Regions from separate parts of the Homo sapiens genome. Here region 1 is linked to region 2. Evidence: chromatin loops called from intact Hi-C (ENCODE). Cell type or tissue: B cell. All regions are shown on one strand. Each heading gives the region's core, and the rest is flanking DNA. Links, peaks and the distances in the headings are about the cores only. Region 1 overlaps PPM1B (protein phosphatase, Mg2+/Mn2+ dependent 1B). Region 2 overlaps PPM1B (protein phosphatase, Mg2+/Mn2+ dependent 1B).

Region 1 (11,224 bases), core at 1,657-9,656, 46 kb after region 2:
ATTTCAACACGGTCAGGCTTCTTACATGTCACCTGGTTTCCCAGGCAGAGCTACATGGTATTTTCTGACCCACCCTCAGAAGTCACTTCTGCTGCATTATTGGTTACAAGAAAGTCACTAAGTCTTGTTCAGATTGAAGACAAAGGAACGTAGACCCCACCACTCAAAGGAGAAGATTACTAAATAGGTTGCAGACATGTATTTTTTATTTTTAGAGACAGGATCTTGCTCTGTCACCCATGTTGGAGTGCAGTGGTACAATCATAGCCCACTGCAGCCTTGAACTCCTGGCGTCCAGCAATCCTCCCACATCAAAAGTGCTGGAATTACAGGTGTGAGCCACCACACCTGGCCTGTTTGGTAGTTTTAATACATGTCTGGGCTGGGCATGGTGGCTCATGCCTGGAATCCAAGCACTTTGGGACGCCTAGCTGGGAGGATCACTGGAGGCCAGGAGTTCAAGACCGCCTGGGCAACATAGCAAGACCCTATCTCTACCAAAAAAAATTGGGGAAAAATATTAGCCTAGCATGGTGGCGTATGCCTGCAGCACCAGCTACTTGGGAGGCTGAGGCAGGAGGATCACTTGAGCCCAAGAGATTGAGGCTGTAGTGAACTATGATCATGCCACTATACTCTAGCCTGAGCGACACAGTGAGTCCCTGTCTCTTGAAAAAAAAAAAAAGAAAGAAAGAAAAGGCCAGGTGGGGTGGCTCACGCCTGTAATCCCAGCACTTTGGGAGGCCGAGACGGGCAGATCACCTGAGGTCAGGAGTTTGAGATCAGCCTGGCCAATATGGTGAAACCCTGTCTCTACTAAAAATACAAAAATTAGCCCTGGTGTGGTGGCAAGCGCCTGTCATCCCAGCTACTTAGGAGGCTGAAGCAGGAAGATCACTTGAACCTGAGAGGTGGAGGCTGCAGTGATTGCGCCACCGCACTCCAGCCTGGGTGACAGAGTAAGATTCCGTCTCAAAAAAAAAAAAAAAAAAGCAAAAGACTGGAGGTCTATCTTGCAAAGAGTGAACTATAGAGACTCTGGGTTTAGAGACAGCAGATTTAGCTGAGGACCAGAGCAAGAAGCCTTACAGAAAACCAGTGATATAAACTATAAATTTGCATAATGAATGCTGATATGCTCAGCCTGCTCAGCCTTCTTCTTTTTTTTGAGATGGAGTCTTCCTCTGTCGCCCAGGCTGGAGTGCAGTAGCGCGATCTCGGCTCACTGCAAGCTCCGCCTCCCAGGTTCACACCATTCTCCTGCCTCAGCCTCCCAAGTAGCTGGGACTACAGGCGCCCGCCACCACGCCTGGCTAATTTTTTCTATTTTTAGTAGAGACGGGGTTTCACCGTGTTAGCTAGGAAGGTCTCGATCTCCTGACATCGTGATCCGCCCGCCTCGGCCTCCCAAAGTGCTGGGATTACAGGCATGAGCCAACACGCCCGGCCTGCTCAGCCTTCTTTACCAACTCCCAGAAATCAAGGAAACCACAAGCAGGCAACAGCTCTATTGCTCTCTGAGGAAATTCACTAGTCCCAGAGAAAGTACCCACAGATTACTTACACACAGGAATACTCCATAAAATGCTTGGTCTCCACAATCATCCCACAGCGAGGCCTATCAAATGACATCCCTGTCAAGGCTGTCAGGGTTACACTTAAATATGAGGAGCTATCCAAAGATTACCAGATACTGAAAGGAAACATACAACATGAAAAGCAAAATAAATCAAACAAAGAAAAAGGAATCAGAAGGAAAAAACCATGCAAGGACTAGGGAAAAAAAAATCCTTAAGAGAAATAAAAAAGTATTCTATTCATGAACCAAAAAGATATTAAAAACAAACAAACAAACAAACAAATAAACAAAACCAGGCTGGGTGATGCAGTAGTTCATGCCTGCAACCCCAGGGCTTTGGGAGTTCAAGGTAGGAGGATTGCTTGAGGCCAGTAGCTCGAGACCAGCCTGGACAACAAAGTGAGACTCTGTCTCTATAAAAAAAAATTTTTTATGCTGGGCACAGTGGCTCACGCCTGTAATCCCAGCACTGTGGGAGGCCGAGGCGGGTGGATCACCTTACGTCAGGAGTTCGAGACCAGCCTGGCCAACACGGTAAAACCCCATCTCTACTAAAATTACAAAAATTAGCCGGGCATGGTGGCACGTGCCTGTAATCCCAGCTACTGGGGGGCTGAAGCAGCAGGATCACTTGAACCTGAGAGACAGAGGTTACAGTGAGCTGAGATCGTAGCACTGCACTCCAGCCTGGGCAATGGAGCGAGACTCTGTCTCTCAAAAAAAAAAAAAAAAAAAAGAAAAAAAATTTTAATTAGCTGGGTACAGTAGCAAGCACATGTAGTCCTAGCTACTAGGGAAGCTACAGCGGGAGGACTGCCTTAGCCCAGGAGTTCAAGACTGTAGTGATGGGCCACTGTACTTCAGCCTGGGTAACAGAGTGACAACATGTCTCTAAAAAAATTTTTTTCAAAATAAAAAAATTCAGAGGAAAGAAAAGTGCTTTTTGAAATTAAAATGGCATACAAATGGCCAATAGATATGTGAAAAAATGCTCAACCTCACTAATCATCAGGGAAATGCAAATTAAAGGCACAATGACATATCATCTCACACCTGTCAGAATGGCTATTAGGAAAAGATAACAGGTATTGGTAAGGATATGGAGAAAAGTGAACCTTTGTACACTGATGGTGGTTATGTAAATTATTACAGTAATTCTGGACAACTATCTATTCCTCAAAAAACTAAAACCAGAATTACCATATGATCCAGCAATCCCACTTCTGGGTATATAACCCTAAGGAACTGAATTCAGTATGTGGAAGAAGTATCGGCACTCCCATGTTCACTGTGGCATTATTTACCAAAACCAAGTTATGCAATCAACCTAAGTGTCCATCAATGAATGAATGGATAAAGAAAATGTGGTGTATATATACACAATGGAATACTGTTCAGCCTTAAAAAAAGAAGGAAATTCTGTCATTTACAACAACATGGATGAACCTGGAGGATATTATGCTAAGTAAAAGAAGCCAGGAATAGAAAGACAAATATTGTATATTCTCACTTGCATGTGACATCTAAAACAATCAAACTCATAGAAGCAGAGAGTAGAATGGTAGTTACCAGAGGCTGGGAGGGTGGTGCAAAATGGGGAGATGTTGGTCAAAGGATAGAAAGTTGTGGTTAGACAGGTGAAATAAATAATAATTATGTAAGGTGATAGATATGTTCATTAGCTTGATTCAATCATTTTACACTGCATACATATGTTATAACATCATTTTATACCTAATACATATGTAAGATTATAATGTCAAGTTAAAGAAAACATTTTAAAAATAAAAATGACAGGCCAGGCACAGTGACTCACACCTGTAATCCCAGTACTTTGGGAGGCCGAGGCAGGCAAATCACCTGAGGTCAGGAGTTTGAGACCACCCTGGCCAACATGGCGAAACCCCATCTCTACTGAAAATACAAAAATTAGCCGGGCATGGTTTGTGGGCTGTAATCCCAGCTACTCGGGAGGCTGAGACAGGAAAATCGCTTGAATCCAGGAGATGGAGGTTGCAGTGAGCCGAGATCGTGCCACTGCACTCCAGCCTGGGCGACAGAGCGAAACTCCATCTCAATACAATACAATACAATACAATACAATACAATACAATACAATACCATAACATAACATAACATAACATAAAATAAAAATAATTAAAATGACAGAAAATTGTCAATAAAAGTTTAGAAAATCAAACTGAAAAAAAAAAAATCAAAAGTAAAATCCCCCAGACCCCTCCCCTTCACAAAAACCAAACAGACTCAAAGTAGTAAAGAATAAAACTAAGAAAGCTGCAGGATCAGTCCTGAAACTAACAGCTATTAGAGAAAGAACAAGAAAAGGAAAGAGAACTAAACACCCTAAGTGTCAGGACTGAAAGTAGAACCAACCACACACACATACAGAGACACAAAAAGCAACTGAAATTTCAAAACACTGGTGATAAAGATAAAACCTAACATTTCCCAGAGGGAAAAAAGGGGAAAAAATAAGTCACACATAAAGAATTAGGAACCCAAACAGCATGAGAAATCTCCAGAGTGATATTTGGTAGAATAAAAATGCATATAATTTCCTGGAGAATTGTTGGTTATAGAGTATCCACCCAGAGAAATTTTCACATATATACAAGCAGAAGCATACAATAATGCTGATACAATGTAAATCTCTACAGAATTTAAAAGTATAGACTACATTAACTTGTATCACCATGAGTAAATCAAAACAAAGTAGCTGGAAAATGATACATACAGTGTGATGCCATTATGCAAAGTTATAAAACTTACAAAGCAGAAGCTGGGAGCGGTGGCTCACGCCTGTAATCCCAGCACTTTGGGAGGCTGAGGCAGGCGAATCATAAGGTCAGGAGTTCGACACCAGCCTGGCCAACATGGTGAAACCCCATCTCTACTAAAAATAGAAAAAAATTAACCAGGCATAGTGGCGGGCACCTGTAATCTCAGCTGTTCGGCAGGCTGAGGCAGGAGAATAGCTTGAACCTGGGATGCAGAGGTTGCAGTGAGCCGAGATCACTCCACTGCACTCCAGCCTGGGCAACAGAACGAGACTCCGTGTCAAAAAAACAAAAACAAAAACAAATAAAATTTACAAAGCAACAGATTAGTTTACATACATGAATATGTGGCAAAAGTATTTAAAAACATGCTTGAGTTGTATAAACACTAAAACTACTAAGACCAACTTGATAGTACTTACTTCTAGGGAAATAGTGAAGTGGCAATATTTAAAGTTGGTTAACATGCCTCTGAGATCAATTTGAAGCAAACAGCAAAATGTTAATGTCTGTTAAATCTTAGTGATGAGAACATGGATCCTTATGTTAAGAAGCAAAAATGTTCATGCTGCAAGACTATTCAAATAAGCTGCACACACTGATATAACAACAGTTCATGTCTCAGTAAAATCTTATTTCAACACAATAATTGTACAATTTATTTTATTATTAAATGGTCATTAAATACCCATTTCCTTGATAAATATTACAGTAAAACTTAGTCAACAAAAATATGGGTACTTGCGCTGTTCAATTTATGGAGTGTGAAAATGCAATGTAAACACATATGTAGAACAGAAACTGTTTAGCCAAAATAAATGTCACTTCTGTTTTAACAGACGCCTGGTCTAACGCTTACAAATAAAAGATCAACTCATTTAAATGTATCTGCCTACTAAATTTTTTTAGAGTTCTTTAAAATTACTTTCAAAAGAAATGGAAAAAAATGCCTTAAAAAGTAAGAACAAGCAAAGGGGAGAAAAGCTTCAAAAAGTGATACAGGAAAAAAAGACATGAGAGTAAGTTTCAATATTTTCTCAAAATCAAATATACTTGGCCAGGCACAGTGGCTCACGCCTGTAATCCCAACACTTTGGGAGGCTGAGACGGGCAGATCACGTGACTTCAAGAGTTTGAGACCAGCCTGGCCAACATGGTGAAACTCCATCTCTACTAAAAATACACAAAAAAACTAGCTGGATGTGGTGGCGGGCACCTATAGTCCCAGCTACTCGAGAGGCTGAGGCAGGAGACTTGCTTGAACCTGGGGGCAGAGGTTGCAGTGAGCTGAGATTGGGCCATTGCACTCCAGCCTGGGCAACAGGGCAAGACGGTCTCAAAAAAAAAAAAAAAAAAAATCAAATAAACTCAAATTTCTCTACTAGTATCAAATAATGATCTGTCCACTCTACTAGTATCAAATAATGATCTGTCCACAATGCCCAATGGTAGCTTAATCTTTTGTGAAATATTTTTGTAATGAAAACATTCACATTCACACGATATAATCCACATGATAAAAGTGTTTCTAGTTCAAGACAGGTGGAACAAAGCCATTTATCTCTAATCCCTCCCAACATGCCATCAAAATGTTAGTAAAGGAAAAATTTTAAAAAGGTGTAAAACACGAAGCAATGAAAAATTAAGAGCAGGAAATGGGGGCAAGAGGTATGCCATCAATGGGTAGAGATATCAAAAGCCTTTGGAAGCCATAAAGCAGATAGAAGCAGTGATTAATAAAAAACAATGGGCAGGCTACAGTGGCTCATGCCTGTAATCCCAGCACTTTGGGAGGCCAAGGCAGGTGGATAAACTGAGGTCAGGAGTTCGAGACCAGCCTGGCCAACATGGCGAAACCCCATCTCTACTAAAAATACAAAAAATTAGCCAGGCGTGGTGGCAGGCACCTGTAATCCCAGCTACTTGGGAGGCTGAGGCAGGAGAATTGCTTGAACCTGGCAGGCAGAGGTTGCAGTGAGCTGAGATCGCGCCATTGCACTCCAGCCTGGCAACAGAGGCTCTCGAAAATCAATAAATAAATAAAAATAAAAAAGAATGGAAGGACCAGCAGCTTAGCAAGTTAGAACTGCGGAGGGAATCCTAGACAGTTTGAGAACTCATAGTACGTTCACAGATGTAGTAAAATAGGATCATGCCTGCAAGTAAGAATGAGGGTGAAACTAAGTTATAGAGAACCATCGACCCCAGTCTCCTCTCATACAGACAAAAAGCAGAAGTGTTCTGTCTTTTCTCAAGAAACTTAAGATGAATTCTCTATTCATATTTAAGGATAAGTATAAACAGCTAAGGATAATGAGGCATGTGAAGAAACAAAGGCAGCTGGCTGGGCATGGTGGCTCACACCTGTAATCCCACCACTTTGGGAGGCTGAAGTAGGTGGACTACTTGAGCCCAGGAGTTCAAGACCAGCCTGGGCAATATGGTGAAACCTCATCTCCATAAAAAATACAAAAAGATTAGCCAGGTGTGGTGGCGGCATGCCTGTAGTCCCAGCTACCCGGGAGACTGAAGTGGGAAGATTACCTTAGCCCAGAAGATCAAGGCTGAAGTGCTTGGGGGAAAAACAACAACAACAAAAAACCCAAATTGGCACCTCCCCTCTCTATCTTGCTTCCTCTGTTGCTATGTGATCCCAGTAAAAGAAAGAAAAGAGCGGGAGGGGGAGGAGGTAGGGGGAGGGGGAGGGGAGTGGGAAGGGGAGGGAAGGAGGGAAGGAAGGAAGGAAGGAAAGAAGGAAGGAAGGAAGGAAGGAAAGAAGGAAGGAAGGAAGGAAGGAAAGCAGGCAGGCAGGCAGGCAAACTGGGCATAGTGGCTCATGCCTGTAATCCTAGCACTTTGGAAGGCTGAGGCAGGAGGATCACTTGAGGCCAGGAGTTGAAGACCAGCCCAGGGAACACAGCAAGTCCCAACTCTACGAAAGATTAAAAAATTAACCAGTCATGCTGGCGCGTGCCTGTGATCCCAGCCAATTCAGGAGGCTGAGATGGGTGGACTGCTTAAGCCTGGGAGGTTGAGGCTGCAGTGAGCCATGATCGTACTGTTGTATTCCAGCCTGAGCAACAAAGCAAGACCCTGTCTCAAAAAAAAAAAAAAAAAAAAGAAAGAAAGAAAGAAACTCAGCAGCACTAAAGCCATGATAAACACTGGGAGAAGAGAAGGAAAAAACTAAATCAAAGAAGACTTCTTCTTTTAAATCAGAAATCAGAATCCTCAGATTCAAAAAGATACTTCATCTGGCTTCCATAGAATAACAGGATGTTAACAAATGGAACATAGTACAAAAAAACTGCTTTTCAGATTTAAACATGACTGCCTCAATCCATCCCCCTTCTTAAAAACAAACAAACAAACAAAACCCAAAAATTCTTGATGGTTTTTGAAAGTTAAAGTAAGCCAAAGCAATCTCCTGGACTGTGTATCAAATTAAAAAATTTAAAGGTGAAGGCTGGGTGCGGTGTCTCACGCCTGTAATCCTAGCACCTTGGGAGGCCGAGGTGGGCAGATGGCGAGGTCAGGAGATTGAGACCATCCTGGCTAACATGGTGAAACCCCGTCTCTAATAAAAATACAAAAAGTTAGCCGGGCATGGTGGCGGGCACCTGTAAGTCCCAGCTACTAGGGAGGATGAGGCAGGAGAATGGCGTGAACCCGGGAGGCGGAGCTTGCAGTCAGCCAAGATCGCACCACTGCACTCCAGCCTGGGCGACAGAGCAAGACTCCATTTCAAAAAAAAAGTAAAGGTGAACATCACAGAGGTTCAATCCAGGAAATGCAATGCTGGACCAAATATTCCAGAAATTGAGAAGAAATGAAATTATCAAAGAAACAATAAAACAAAAATAATTTTTCAGAGCTGAGGGAAGATACAAATACTCAGACTCAAAGCCTACTGCTTGGCGGAGAGGCAGAGTAGGGGAGAGATCCCATGTTTAGACAGATCATTATGGACTTTCAGATGGCCAAGAATTAAAAGAAACTTAAAAGCTTTTGGAAGCAGTATGGCGCTTCTTCAAAAAATTATAAATAAAACAACCATATGATCCAGCAATGCCACTTCTGTGTATGTATCCAAAAAAATGACAGTGGGATCTCAAAGAGACATTTCTATTTGTACACCCATGATCGTAGTACCCATATTATGCATAACAGCCAAGAGGTAGAAGCAACCCAAATGTCCAATGACAAACGAATGGATAAACAAAATGTAGTATATACACAGAATGAATTATTCTTCAGCCTTAAAAAAAGTGAAGCAAATACCGTCACATGCTACAACATGGACAACATGTCAGTCACAAAAAGACAAATACTACATGATTCCACTTACATGGGGTATCTAAAACAGTCAAATTCATAGAAAAAGAAAGCAGAGTGATAGTTACCATGGACTGGAGGTAGAAGGGGAAAGGGGAAGCTGTTGTTTAATGGGCATAGAGTTTCAGTTTTGCAAGATGAAAAAGTTCTGGAGATTTGTTGCACAATAATGTGAATATACTTAACACTACTGCAGTGTATGCTTATTTTTCTTTTTTGCAGCAACCATGGCCTGATAGGAACTGTACACTTAAAAATGGTTAAGATGGTTATGTTGTATTATGTGCTTTTTGTACTACAATTAAATTTTATTTAAGCTTTTGGGGGTAAGAGTAGAGCTAGAAAGTCATCTACACAAAAAGAAGAATCCAAATAGCACGAGACTTCTCATCAACAAAACTAGACCACAGAAAATTCCTTTGACATTCCATAGCAGAAAATCAAATGATAATGTCTAAATGAAAAATCATTAAATAGTTGTATAAACCTTTTAGTTAAAAATCAGGCCAGGCACAATGGCTCACGCCAATAATCCCAGCAGTTTGGGAGGCTCAGGCGGGTGGATTGCCTGAGTCCAGCAGTTTGAGACCAGCCTGGGCAACATAGTGAGACCCTGTCTCTATAAAAAAAAAAACTTCAAAAATTAACTGGGCACGGTGGTGTGCGCCTGTAGCCCCAGCTACCTGGGAGGCTGAGGCGGGAGGATTGCTTGAGCCCAGGAGGTGGAGGGTGCAGTGAGCTGAGATGATATGACTGCGTTCCAGCCTCGATGACAGAGCAAGACCCTGTCTCAAAAGAAAAAAAGCTTGTACACATGAAATATTTAAAATAATGTGCTTCTATCTTCAAAATTTAACTGATGCCACATATACTCCAAAGTGTTACCAAGAAATATTTCTATGATATAGCCAAGTACTCTTCACTTCCAGCCTGTTCCTAGACAATGTGTAGATTAATGGCTTTCATTATTATAAAACATTGCTAAAATAAATGATAGTAGTAATAAAATCTAATAACCAGCTTAAGTTCAAAGAGATGCTTGAAAAGTCACATACTAATAACACCATTCCAGGACCTTACAGAACATACTCATTCACAAACACCTGCATCAAATCCTATACTGCTTGAATGAGAAGCAAAAGAAAAACAACTCCACCCATCAGTAAACTCACAGAAACAGAACATGTAGCTCACATCCTTTCTTCCAATTCTTAGTATCATCAGAATTAAATTATTTAAGTCCTCCCCTCTTCCAAATCAATTCTGATGAACTGTAGTATCAGTGGCATTCACTTCAGATTTTCAAAATCATAACTGACATTCAAAAGGGCTTGAATAATTGTTTAAGAGATATTTTACAGTTTTCATTATAATTGCTGAATAACATTGGCATTGACCACACCCAGGTCCAATGGCAAGGAGATGTTACTGATAAAAATAGGCTAGTCACTTTCAATAATTCTCCAAAAGCTGGAAACTATAGCTCTACATTAGAGCAAGATTATGAAAACAAATTTATTCAGTAAATCAGATTCTCTGAAATCATAAGTGAGAGACCCCAGATACAAGAATAATTTAGATTTTCTTGTCCTAAATCAAAAGCTCAGCTAGAAATTTCAAACTCAGGACAACAGTGTAACTTACCCCTCTCCAAGCCTTTCAACAAGAAAAATATAGTTCATAAAATGGAAATAGCTTTGTTGACAGTGGTATTTTGCTTTAGTCGCAAATTTAATCTGAGAAAAAAAATCTATCACACTGAATACATACAGTGTGCTCTAAAAACCAAACTACATGCAGACCTATGAAAAGTATTTATTCAGGCTATATCAAAAACAGAAAATTACCACTTAATCAACTTTAAAGTAGCAGTTCTCAACATAGGGCAAGGTATCATACAAGAGGAATTAATTTAACGTCACTTGTCATGCTTTTCCAAATTCTACAAGACACAACTATAGGCAGGAACTTAGATGAATCTCATTAACAATGCTGAAAGAAACTAGAAATCAAAGAGTATACAATGTATGATTCCATTTAAATGAAATGTAAAAACAGGCAAAACAGTTTAGAAGCCAGGTAAGCATAAAATGTATACAATAATTAGGATTACTATAAAACCCAATAATATTAAAGTCATTATCAAAATATTTTTTAAAACTTGGCATAGTAATACATGTCTTCTTCACTAACACAACAGTATCTAGTGGCCGGTCTAATAAGTGTCATAATTCTGAAGTAGTGGTGAGTTTAATAATATTTTAAGATACCTGCAACAACTATAAAGTGATATAGAAATATCTGACTTCTAAAGAAGACAAGTAAAAAAGTATTGCTATACTACATTGATAATTGAAGAAAATGTTAAAATTCAGTTAGAGATTAGTGAAAATAAAAACATGATTCTCCTGAATTTTACTGATAGATCCCTATGTGGGTCTGTGGGCTCCAGCTTAAGAATCCCTGATTTAGTCTGTGCCAACAGCAACTTAGGGGAGAAGAAGGGAGGCAT
Region 2 (11,224 bases), core at 1,280-9,279:
CACCTGAGGTCGGGAGTTCGAGACCAGCCTGGCCAACATGGAGAAACCCCCACCCTACTGAAAATACAAAATCAGCCGGGCGTGGTGACGCATTCCTGTAATCCCAGCTACTTGGGACGCTGAGGCAGGAGAATCACTTGAACCCGGGAGGCGGAAGTTGCAGTGAGCCAAGATCGCGCCATTGCACTGCAGCCTGGGCGACAAGAGTGAAACTCCGTCTCAAAAAAAAAAAAAATAAAAATAAAGATGCTTCCCAATTTCAAAGAAATTAAAATATGAAGTGTTTTGGAATTAATTTTGGAGACAAATTTACATACAAGACATCCCCTTATAACTTGCTTTCTCTCAGCATCATGTTTTCAAAGTATTAAGAGACAGCTCACTGCGTAAGGAAGCCAACAGCACCTGGCTGCTGCTGGAGCTCGGGACTCTCTTAGCTTAGCGCTCCCTCCATTTTACTGAGCCACCCCAGAAAACGCTGTTTCATGCTAATGGGTACTAGTAGGCTAAGGAGTTATTCCTTCTTGGGAACATCTGCCTTAAATCAGGAAAATTGTCTTTTCAAAGGCCCAGGAATTCACATATCATCTGGGACCAGGGTGAAGCACTTGCTTTGGGGACAAAATTTAAGGAATGGCAAGTAATCAAGATAAATTTTTTTTTAAATTTTAGATATTTTAATGCAACATTAAAAAAGTCAAAACTAATGCAAAATGACGAACATAATATAAACATTTTAAATAAGACAGAATCTACTCTCTGCTGAAAAAAAGAAAAAGGGAAAAAAATAATCATTACAGAGTTTTCCATTTGCCTTAGGCTCCCACATGACTTGGCATGGTATAGTTACTAATCCTGTTTTACAGGGGGAGGAAAGGGAGTGATAGGTTAAAATGAGTGAGCAACATGGTCCCAGAGTACAATTAAAAATGTAAATGTACAACAGAAACACACAAAATAATTATAGGAAGGGCGAACAATTTTCAATATTATATCCCCAAATGGATGCAAGCTCTTTATATTAGAATGTGGATTATTAGTTGCATTTTATTAGAAGGAACTAGATTTAGGCCATGTGCGGTGGCTCATGTCTGTACTCCCAGTACTTTGGGAGGCCGAGGCAGGAGGATTGCTTGAGGACAGGAGTTCGATGCTGCAGTGCGCTATGGTGCCACTACACTCCAGCCTGGGCAACAGAGTGAGACCTTGTCTTGAAAATGAAAAATAAAAGGAACTAAATTTAAATATGGTGAAGACAATGTATACCTGCTAGATGTCAGCACTTAAGAGGCTATAGTAATCTAAATGATGTGATATTTCCACAGGGTTAGACAAAAAAAAAAAACAAAAACAAAAACAAAAAAACAATAGAGCAGAAGAAACTAGAAATGGACCACACATATTTGGGGAATGGGAATCTGACAGGGGTGGCATGGTGTTGGCACAATTAGCTAGCTGGATGGAAAATAAAGATTCCTTAGTTCACATACTATGTAACAAGAAATTCAAGAATGATTAAAAACCTAAATATATGTGCTTGGGAGGTAGACTTCTAAAATGGCTGGAAGGTAACATTAGAGATCCTTCTGTAGTTCACAAGCATGATGATTGGGTTTTCACACTTACATGAGATGTGCCTCCCCTCAGCCTTGTTACTACATTATCCACCTGATATGAAAATGAAAATATATAAATTAAAAAAATTAGAGACTATATGAACTTGGGATGAGGATGATTTCCTAAACAAGAAAAACATACAGCAAAAAAATGACAAATAGCAAGACTGCATAAACAAAGAAAAAAAGAAAAACAGTCTGAGAGGTTTTGCAGCTCGCATAACAAAGGATTGGTATCTAGACTATATAGAAAAAGACAAATCAATTAGAAAAAGACAAACCCAATGGAAAAATGGACAAGTGGTGTGAGCATTCAATTCAGAAAAGAGGAAACTCAAATGGCCAATATATATAGGAAAGATGTTTTTCTCACATGTAATCAGAAATGCAAATTATATACTATTTCATGCTTATCCAACCGGATTTTTTTTTTTTTTTTTTTTTTTGTATTAGAGACAGGGTCTCATTCTGTTACCCAGGCTGGCATGCAGTGATCCATTTGTAGCTCACTGCAGACTTGAACTCCTGGGCTTAAGGGATCCTCCTGCTTCAGCCTCCAAGTAGCTAGGACTACAGGTACACGCCACCACGTCCAGCCAATTTTCTGTTTTGTTTGTTTTCCTCCTCTCTCTCTCCCTCTCCCTCCTCTCCCCTCCTTTTTTCAGTTAGGATTTTTAGTGAAATAATTTCAGTTTACATTAAGGCTTTTGATTGTACATGTAAAATATATTATTACAACCATTTAAAATACATTTTAAAGTTATTGGATTTAATTAACTCTTGGAGTATAGGATCTTTAGGAGCCTACAGAACTTTCATGAAGACTTCGCATTTTAAAATTAGTTACAGTCCGAAGTAAACTAGACTTAAGAATGTTTATGTAGCTCAAGCTCCCCCTAAAATGTTTTTTTTTTTCCTTTTTTTGAGACAGATTCTCGCTCTGTCGCCCAGGCTGGAGTGCAGTGGCACGATTTTGGCTCACTGCAACCTCCGCCTCCCAGGTTCAAGAGATTTTCCTGTCTCAGCCTCCTGAGTAGCTAGGCCTATAGGCACCCGCCACCAGGCTCAGCTAATTTTTCTATTTTTAGTAGAGACGGGGTTTCACCAGGTTGGCCAGGCCGGTCTCTAACTCCTGACCTCAGGTGATCCACCCACCTCGGCCTCCCAAACTGCTGGGATTACAGGCGTGAGGCACTGTGCCCAGCAGAACCCAGTAACTTTCAAGAGTATACTTCAGTAGAACCAAAGTGCTATACCAATTATAAGCAGTCTTAATTACAATTTTAATAGCAAATATTAAATATTTAAAATAAGCTTTATACTATATAATTATTATTCATAGGCAAAATCTCATGAAAATAAACCCCATGGTACTCTATATCATGTCACTGTGGAATTAATTGTTAAGATAAATTGCATTTCAGGCTGGGTGCGGTGGGTCACGCCTGGAATCCCAGCACTTCAGGAGGCCAAGGCGGGCGGATCACCCAAGGTCAGGAGTTCAAGACTAGCCTGGCCAACATGGTGAAACTCCATCTCTACTAAAAATACAAAAAAATTAGCTGGGCATGGTGGTGGACACCTGTAATCCCAGCTACTCATGAGGCTGAGGCAGAAGAATCGCTTGAACCCGGGAGGTGGAGGTTGCAGTGAGCCGAGATCGTGCCATTGCACTCCAGCCTGGGCAACAAACATGAAACTCCATCTCAAATAATAATAAATAATAAATTGCATTTCATAACTTCAAGACTTAGGAATGAAGCAAAACCACCTCTTCATAATCAGTGCCCAAAAAAGTAAGTGTAAACGACTCAGGAGAGGGAAAGAAGGTATCAGACCCACCATTAGGGTAACTCCTGGGTGGTACTGGTCCTCTTCATCTTAAATGCATTATAGGTGAATGTTATATGGAAAGAATACATTTGTTGCACAGATTTAATCATTAAAAAAAATCACTGTTGCCAATATTATAGACTAGGTCTACTAGTTAAAAGAAGTAAAGCCCAGTCTTTCATTCTACCTTTCCATAAAAGGTATGGCTCTTTTGTGTCCCACTGGAGTTGTGGATACTTACAAGATAGCAGAAATACTGACTTCCTAAGTGCCCCTCACCTCTGAATTAGAAGAGCATATCTGCCAGTTACATCTGAGCACAAAACAGTGTACTAGTAAGTGGTGTTTGCAGGTAAAATAAAACTGAAACAGGAAATAAGGGGGAGAAAATACCACAGCCAGAAAAGCCAGCAGGAAGTGAGAAATGGCGGTGATGCTGCCTGAAAAGCAATGTATTCTCTATTAGTAGCTACACCTATTTACTTCTAGACCATAATGTAACATACACGAATCATCAAAACAACAGGCAAAAACAAACACTTGTTTAGCATTTTCTTTAGGGTTTACAAAATAACTCCCAAAGTTGAACAGAAAAAAACTTAAAAGCAATTTAGCATAAAAACGACAGTGCAAATTGTTATAATGCCCATTATGAACTAAAAGCAAGTAACTTCATTTCAGTGCATTTTCTAGTACAGAATTTAAAAAGTAACTTCAGAATTGCTTTGAAATTAAATCATTGCTTGAATTCATCTTAACAATTATGTTAACATTTGACTATTTTACATATATAATGGATTTTTTGCACAACTAGGAATTGTCTAATATGTGAAAAACATCACACTTTGCTATTTTTCACTAAATACTATTTAGCTTCTCAAAACAAAATGTGTTCCACAAGAAATCTTATCACGTTTTCCCTTAATACTTAAACCAGATGAACTTCAAAACACAAATGAAGGCAATTTGGAAGAGGAAATGTCAGTGTGAGATGTCATTTAAAAAATATAACCTTAAATTCAAGACAAGGAAGAATAATATTTGGTCAGCAAAAGATATTTGATGGACATGTTCCAGTTAATTTCAAGTATTGAAGCTGGATAAAGACTTGGGCACCATATATTCCTCTGGTTTGCGTATTTTCCAAGGTTTCAGAAAATATATCAGGCAGTTTGAAAAGTAAACTAATGAGGCTGTCAATTCCTGGCTCAAATATACGGCTAATATGATTATAGAAACATTTTTCCCCGACTAATATTATTTCTCCTGTTATTAAAAACCATTTTAAAGCCTGGGTAGAAAGAAGAATCACAACTAGCAAGACAGCGCCATTATTTTCATATAGGAAGACCAGTTCATTACAACTTTTTTTTTTTTTTTTTTTTTTTTTGAGACGGAGTCTCCCTCTGTCGCCCAGGCTGTAGTGCAGTGGCGCGATCTCGGCTCACTGCAATCTCCACCTCCCAGGTTCAAGCGATTCTCCTGCCTCAAACTCCCGAGTAGCTAGGACTACAGGCACGCAGCACCACACCAAGTTAATTTTTTTATTTTTATTTTTTAAGTAGAGACAGGTTTCACCATTTTAGCCAGGCTGGTCTCAAACTGTTGACCTCAAGTGATCTGCCCGCCTTGGCCTGCCAAAGTGCTGGGATTACAGGCGTGAGCCACTGCGCCTGGCCTTCATTATAATTTTTTTTCAATGACAATGCAACTCCCAGTGGATTTCTACTTTTAGCATTAAGAAATTATGACTCTTGGTGGTAAATTCTACTCAGGTTAATAAACTAACGGTGAAGCAGCTTGGAAGCATTTGTTGCTTAGATTGTTTATTCCTTCACAATGTTATTTTAAAATTTGAGTTTTTTTTAATATAAAAGAGACATATATTTAAAATTTGAGATGGAGTCTCGCTGTTGCCCAGGCTGCTGTGCAGTGGCTGGATCATAGCTCACTGCAGCCTTGAACTCCTGAACTCAAGCAATCCTCCTGCCTCAGTTTCCCAACTAGCTGGGACTATAGGCATGTGACACCATGCTAGAGTACTTAGAATTTTTTTGTGTGTAGAAACCAGGTCTTGCTATGTTGTCCAGGCGGGTCTTGAACTCCTGGCCTCAAGCAATCCTCCTGCTTTATTACAGGCATAAGCTACCACATTCAGCTAAGCAGTCTTTTTTTTTTTTTTTTTTTTTGAGATGGAATTTTGCTTTTGTTGCCCAGGCTGGAGTGCAATGGCACGATCTCAGCTCACTGCAACCTCCGTCACCTGGGTTCAAGCAATTATCCTGGCTCAGCCTCCCGAGTAGCTGGGATTACGGGCATGCGCCACCATGCCTGGCTAATTTTGTATTTTTAGTAAAGACAGGGTTTCTCCATGTTGGTCAGGCTGGTCTCAAACTCCCGATCTCAGGTGATCTGCCTGCCTCGGCCTCCCAAAGTGCTGGGATTACAGGCATGAATCACTGTGCCTACCCTTAACAAAAAACTTTAATCATTGCAGAATAACGGATCAATATTTAGAAGAACTGCATAATTCAGTGAACCAGTATTTTCCAAATGACTAATTCATGATGTGACAAAATCATGCATAGCCAGAAGGTCCATTCAAAATGCAAGACAGACCCAGTGGATTTTAACATAACAAACTAAGAAAAGTCCTCTAATAAACTTTCCGATTTCACATTGCAACCAATCTTCAAGAAACTATCAGTTGTCAAGTTTTGATATCCACAGTTATCTGAAGTGACTAAAATATTCCTGTTTTCCAACTACCTATCTGTGTGAGGCCAGGTTTCTTCATAAACTTCAACCATCGGGCCATACCACACTTCAACAGACTGAACGCAAAAGCACAAACAAGAATTCAGTTCAACATTAAAGGGCTCACAAAAATGAAAAATGGTCCTTTTTACACTGAATTTTTGTATCCTAACTTATAAGACAATTATTTTTCATAAAATGGTTTATATATTAACATGTAATTGTTTTGTTAACAAATTAAAACAGTATGTATAATTTCTCAGCTTTAATTTCTAATATAGTAAATATCGATAGTATCCACAAAAGCAAAAGTTCACTGGAGTATACAATTTGTAAGAGTATAAGTGGGTCCTCAGACCAAAATACTTGAGAATAGCCAGGCTAGGAAATTCAGATGAGTCAACACTGAATATGGGTTTTTCTTTTACTAACTCATACATTATTTCTGTTTCAAGCACCAGTAACCCCCACCCTGCCCCCTGCCGGAAAAGTTTTTTTTTTTCTTTTTTTTTTTTTTTGAGACGGAGTCTCGCTCTGTCGCCAGGCTGGAGTGCAGTGGCGCGATCTTAGCTCACTGCAACCTCCGCCTCCTGGGTTCAAGCAATTCTTCTGCCTCAGCCTCCCAAGCAGCTGGGATTACAGGCAAGCACCACCATGCCCAGCTAATCTTTGTATTTTTAGTAGAGGCAGGGTTTCACCGTGTTGGCCAGGATGGTCACGATCTCTTGACCTCGTGATCCACCCGCCTTGGCCTCCCAAAGTGCTGGGATTACAGGTGTGAGCCAATGCACCCGGCCAAAGGCAGGTTTTTTTAAAAGGAGTATAAATATTTCTAGAGTACAGAAGGGGTTAATATTGTCCTGTACAGTTTGGTTAATTCCTCTTTGGAATTAAATTTTCAGAAATATGCCAACCATATAAGAAGTTTAAAATAACATTAAAAACTGAATCATACCAAATAGTAATATGTCACACTGTTTTTATCAATTCTTTATTTAGGTAACAAGTTGGTTATGTTCACTGCATTGTATGAAACATCACAATATCATACTGGGAAGTACTATCAGTACAGGGTTGGATCAGAGTGGACAGTTTGAACGATAAACCATTTTGCATTCTTCATTCCCTATCTTTTAACAACCCCCCAAACCCAGTAAAGGGACAAACAGCTTTTCACATCATCATGTAAAGCACTTTAACTTACAAGGCTAAAATCTAAAGAATAAATAAAATATATTGTGGCAATAATTCCTTTTAGACCAAAAATCAGGTGCACAATAAATCAAATGATCAGGAAAGCTGTCTGTATTTAAATGTGTGGCTCTCCAGAAACAGCTTCAGGAAAACGTTACAGAAAATACCATGAATTCCATTTCACAAAGGACCAGATGATGACTCATTTTAACTACACACAAGGGCAATTACATCCTGCTGAAACACAATTTAAACATACAGGAAAATGTTTACAAAGCATCCACAACATGTAAACCATGTACAAATGGATACATTCATTACTTCTCCTAACCCAGAAACTTCTTTCAGATAAATACTTTACTCTTCATGTTCAGCATTAATTGAATTTAATACATGCAAAACTCAGAAGAATTCAAGGTTACTGTAAAAATAGAATTAAACTAATAAATCTTCAAGTACCTTATGTGACAATCACTCTGTACCGTGCCCAATGTTATAAAATGAAAAGTTACTGAACCCATGAAAATATCTCTGTAGTATTTCCTTAGATCTAAAATAGATAATTTTAAATGTATTTATAGTAATTTCAATGTGATATTCTGAGCTTTTAAAATAACATAAATGATTAAAAATACCAAATTACACAAAACTCGTATCTTAAAAGCTGAAAAAATTAAAACTATAGAAACCCACATGTAAAACAAAAATCACAATTTACATTATAAAGGCAAATCTCATCTTTAAAAAATTTCCAACAGTGAGATGTCAAAGCAAATTATAAATAGCCATAAATTAATCCATTTGGTTTCAAAAGATTTTCTAGTGAGAGTTGAAGGATGCAGTAGATACATGCATAAAATTTGTAAGGGTTTATAATATTATTCCCAAATACACTTTATCTTGAAGCAAGGCAACATTACAATTTGGACATTATTGGAGAACCCAGTTTGGTAATACAGGTAAAATTGGAAAAAAATTAAATAACAATCAATAATAAATACATATCCTATAGAAATTGCTCAAATGAAATTCCAAGCCACAGAGCTGCAAAAGGCTTCCAACTTGGTGAACTGAAAAAAGGAACATATCATACAATTCTTTACTCTTACATGCTTACATGTTGTGTGTTTTGTTTAAAGAAAAAAAACATAATGTATTTTCAGAGTATAGCTAACTATATTTCCCATGCACCTCAGGCACATTGTTGATTTGTGGTGAAATAACTCCACTGGTTTCTAGGGCCGAAAGTTCAATACAGATGTAACGAGTATGCCTGAGGTTGGCAAAAAATACTGTAGTACAGGCAATGCTACAAGTGGCAACTGTCAGAAAACACAAATATGAACAAATGATGGGAAATGCTAATGATTTTCTGCTCATATCACAAAACGTTGGGAATCCGCAAGAATATTTTCCCCTTGTATTGAAGAAAATTGTGATTAAAAGTTTTTTCCCCCAATTTTCAGAATCAAAAGCATTTTAGAAGGTTTTTAAGGCTACCATGGGTCTTCTAGATCTCCAGCACCCTACAGGAAGAGAAAAGGAAGAATATTATTATTTACCTATGCCACTTCCAGATTGGATTGAATTTCAAAAGAAAACAAAATTGATGAACAAATTACCTTCCTTTCTTTGTCTGAAAAGGGTACTTTTACAGAGAGATGTTGTGTATTGCATATTGTGTGTGTACACGTGTATCTAATATGGATAGATAACTGGGTTGGGTTATTTTCCTCCCCTCTCCATCAAATGCCTTCCTTTCTCAAAGCACTTAAAAATATTCTGGCATTGGAAAAATACATCAAAACATCAGCTATAACATCCAAAGATTCCGAAGTTTCAATTTATGGTAACTTAAAGCAACTTTAGACACATGATATAAATATAAACGTAAAGACGAAAAGTTAATGTTCTACAGTTATAAAATAATTTTTAAAAAATATTTTTCCCTATGTGACAAATCTATAATTTAAAAATCCCTTTAAACAAAAACTCTCATCTGCCACTATTTTAAAAATAGCCCATAATTGTTCAATTTCTTAATAACTAACAAAAATTTGTAACAAAATGGACAATTCTGCAATCTTTAAAATGCTCACTGTGGCAATTTTCTCACATGTCTAATGTGTGCCCATAATGTCCAAAGATTAATATTTTGTACCACAAAAGATGGATAAGAAAAAGAATAGATTTAAGTATGCAACACATATATTTTAATATTAAACTTTTCCTTTTTGTTAATGAAAAAAGGTAAGCCAAAAGTGTTCTAAATGTTATATAAATACAAATGAATTTCTAATGGGTATTCTTCCAATATACCAAACTTGGTTGTTTTTAAAAAATTAATTCAAAAATAAGTACAACATGCATAGATTATTCCACATCACATGCTTTATTTGGACTTAAACACTTATAATTTCATTCTAAACACTTGGTTGACATACATTTTGATGTGTGTAGTTAGGCTATACAGAATATACAAACCAAAGCTGTATGAATAATACATAGGTTTTTCAAAAGTTATGTTTCATAAAGAATACAGAGAAAGGAAAAATAGCCACACATCCAATATCTCACAACTTCTAAAAATAAAACTACAGAGATGTAAAATATAAACAAATCAAACAACACACAAATTATCATCCTTGAAAGAAAAATTACAGGCCAGCATCAGCCATTCTTTGAAGAACTAAAATTATTAAAGAAAACATAAATTTATTACAAAGCTAACTATGAGTGTACTAATAGGTAAAATAATATGAAGCAGTATAATTCTACATTAACAAGTTTTTCCATAATATAGCATAATCTCTCTAATCAAAATTTCTAATTCTATCTAGTATTAATTTAACTACTGACTTTAATTCATAATTGGTAGCCTAATTTCTGGCATACAATGTGAAATGACATATAATTTCATTAAATCCATAGTACTATAAATAGTCAATTTTACACTATCTCATAAAGGTGTATGCAAAGGCCTTTTTAAAAAACAAGGCTATCTGAATATAATAAAACTAGTTTTCCAAGATTCAAATAACAAAACAGTTATATAAATGCATACATTACACTTCCTAGGTTAAAAACCATCAAAGATCACAAAAATATTACCAAAAAGGAAAGTCATATTTTTTCACCACTCATCTTTGTCCCTGCATCTTCATTAGAGCTGTCTAATTCAGCAAGACCACTTTCTGATTCAGTATGGCTTTCCTGCATTGTCACTGGGTTTCCAGCATCACTGTTCGAAGAAGTAGCTGTGGCAGCTGGTTCAGCAGGGCTTTCTTCTCCCTCTACTTTAGCTAGCCTGTAACTAGTCAGCATCTCCTCCAGAAGTTGTCGGTAGTTTCCCCTATGATTAATTCTCATTTGCCTGAGAGCTTCCACCAATTTTCCCTGTGATCCACTTTCCTCTGCTTCATCGGAGGCCTTTTTTTAAGATTCAAGACCCCAGTGTCAGTAGACAAACTAGGATATCACATGTATTTCATAACACATTACAGCAAAATACTAATTTCTCTACCGAAAAGTAATATAGTCTAAGCATGAGAACATTTTATTAAATATCAATTCTTACCTGTATCAATTAATAAAAACTTCCAATAATAATCTCAAGTCATTTTAAGCAAATTACCATTAACTAGTTTATGTCTTATTTCACAGTCATTTAAAGTTTAATCTGAAATTTACTCAGCTTTTATAATTCAACAGCAACACAAGCATTTCCTAAAACTGACTTACTTAAACAATATTTGGCTATATGATTTAGTACAAAAGAAAATCAATGTTTAAAGCAGTAGGAAAAGGACAGAAAAGCAGGCCAT

Evidence for each region. A loop is a pair of places that touch in the nucleus more often than their neighbours do. Peaks named below come from ENCODE experiments on the same cell type or tissue, not always from the same donor. Only the 100,000 strongest peaks of a DNase experiment are listed, where the experiment ranks them.
Region 1: it touches region 2 in a loop (2.6-fold over the local background); 14 of 110 quality-filtered maps call a loop at or near these places.

The regions. Positions count from the first base shown.
Region 1 is chr2:44,184,667-44,195,890 of GRCh38, reverse strand. All of the region lies in intron 1 of PPM1B (protein phosphatase, Mg2+/Mn2+ dependent 1B), which reads right to left. Among named protein-coding and RNA genes, the nearest start is that of PPM1B, 21 kb to the right of the region's middle. RefSeq lists an enhancer at 6,677-7,569. In B cell, for the core only: no CTCF peak of the experiment used is centred there; a DNase peak (open chromatin) is centred at 6,590; H3K27ac peaks cover 1,859 bases.
Region 2 is chr2:44,230,018-44,241,241 of GRCh38, reverse strand. It overlaps PPM1B (protein phosphatase, Mg2+/Mn2+ dependent 1B), which reads right to left. Exons shown (of 6, transcript NM_002706.6): 6 at 9,770-10,829. The coding sequence ends at 10,524. It also overlaps the pseudogene LOC124906174. Among named protein-coding and RNA genes, the nearest start is that of SLC3A1, 40 kb to the left of the region's middle. RefSeq lists enhancers at 6,327-6,826, 6,827-7,328. In B cell, for the core only: CTCF peaks have their summits at 4,718, 6,490 and 6,691 (motif pointing left); DNase peaks (open chromatin) are centred at 3,841, 5,045 and 6,631; H3K27ac peaks cover 1,698 bases.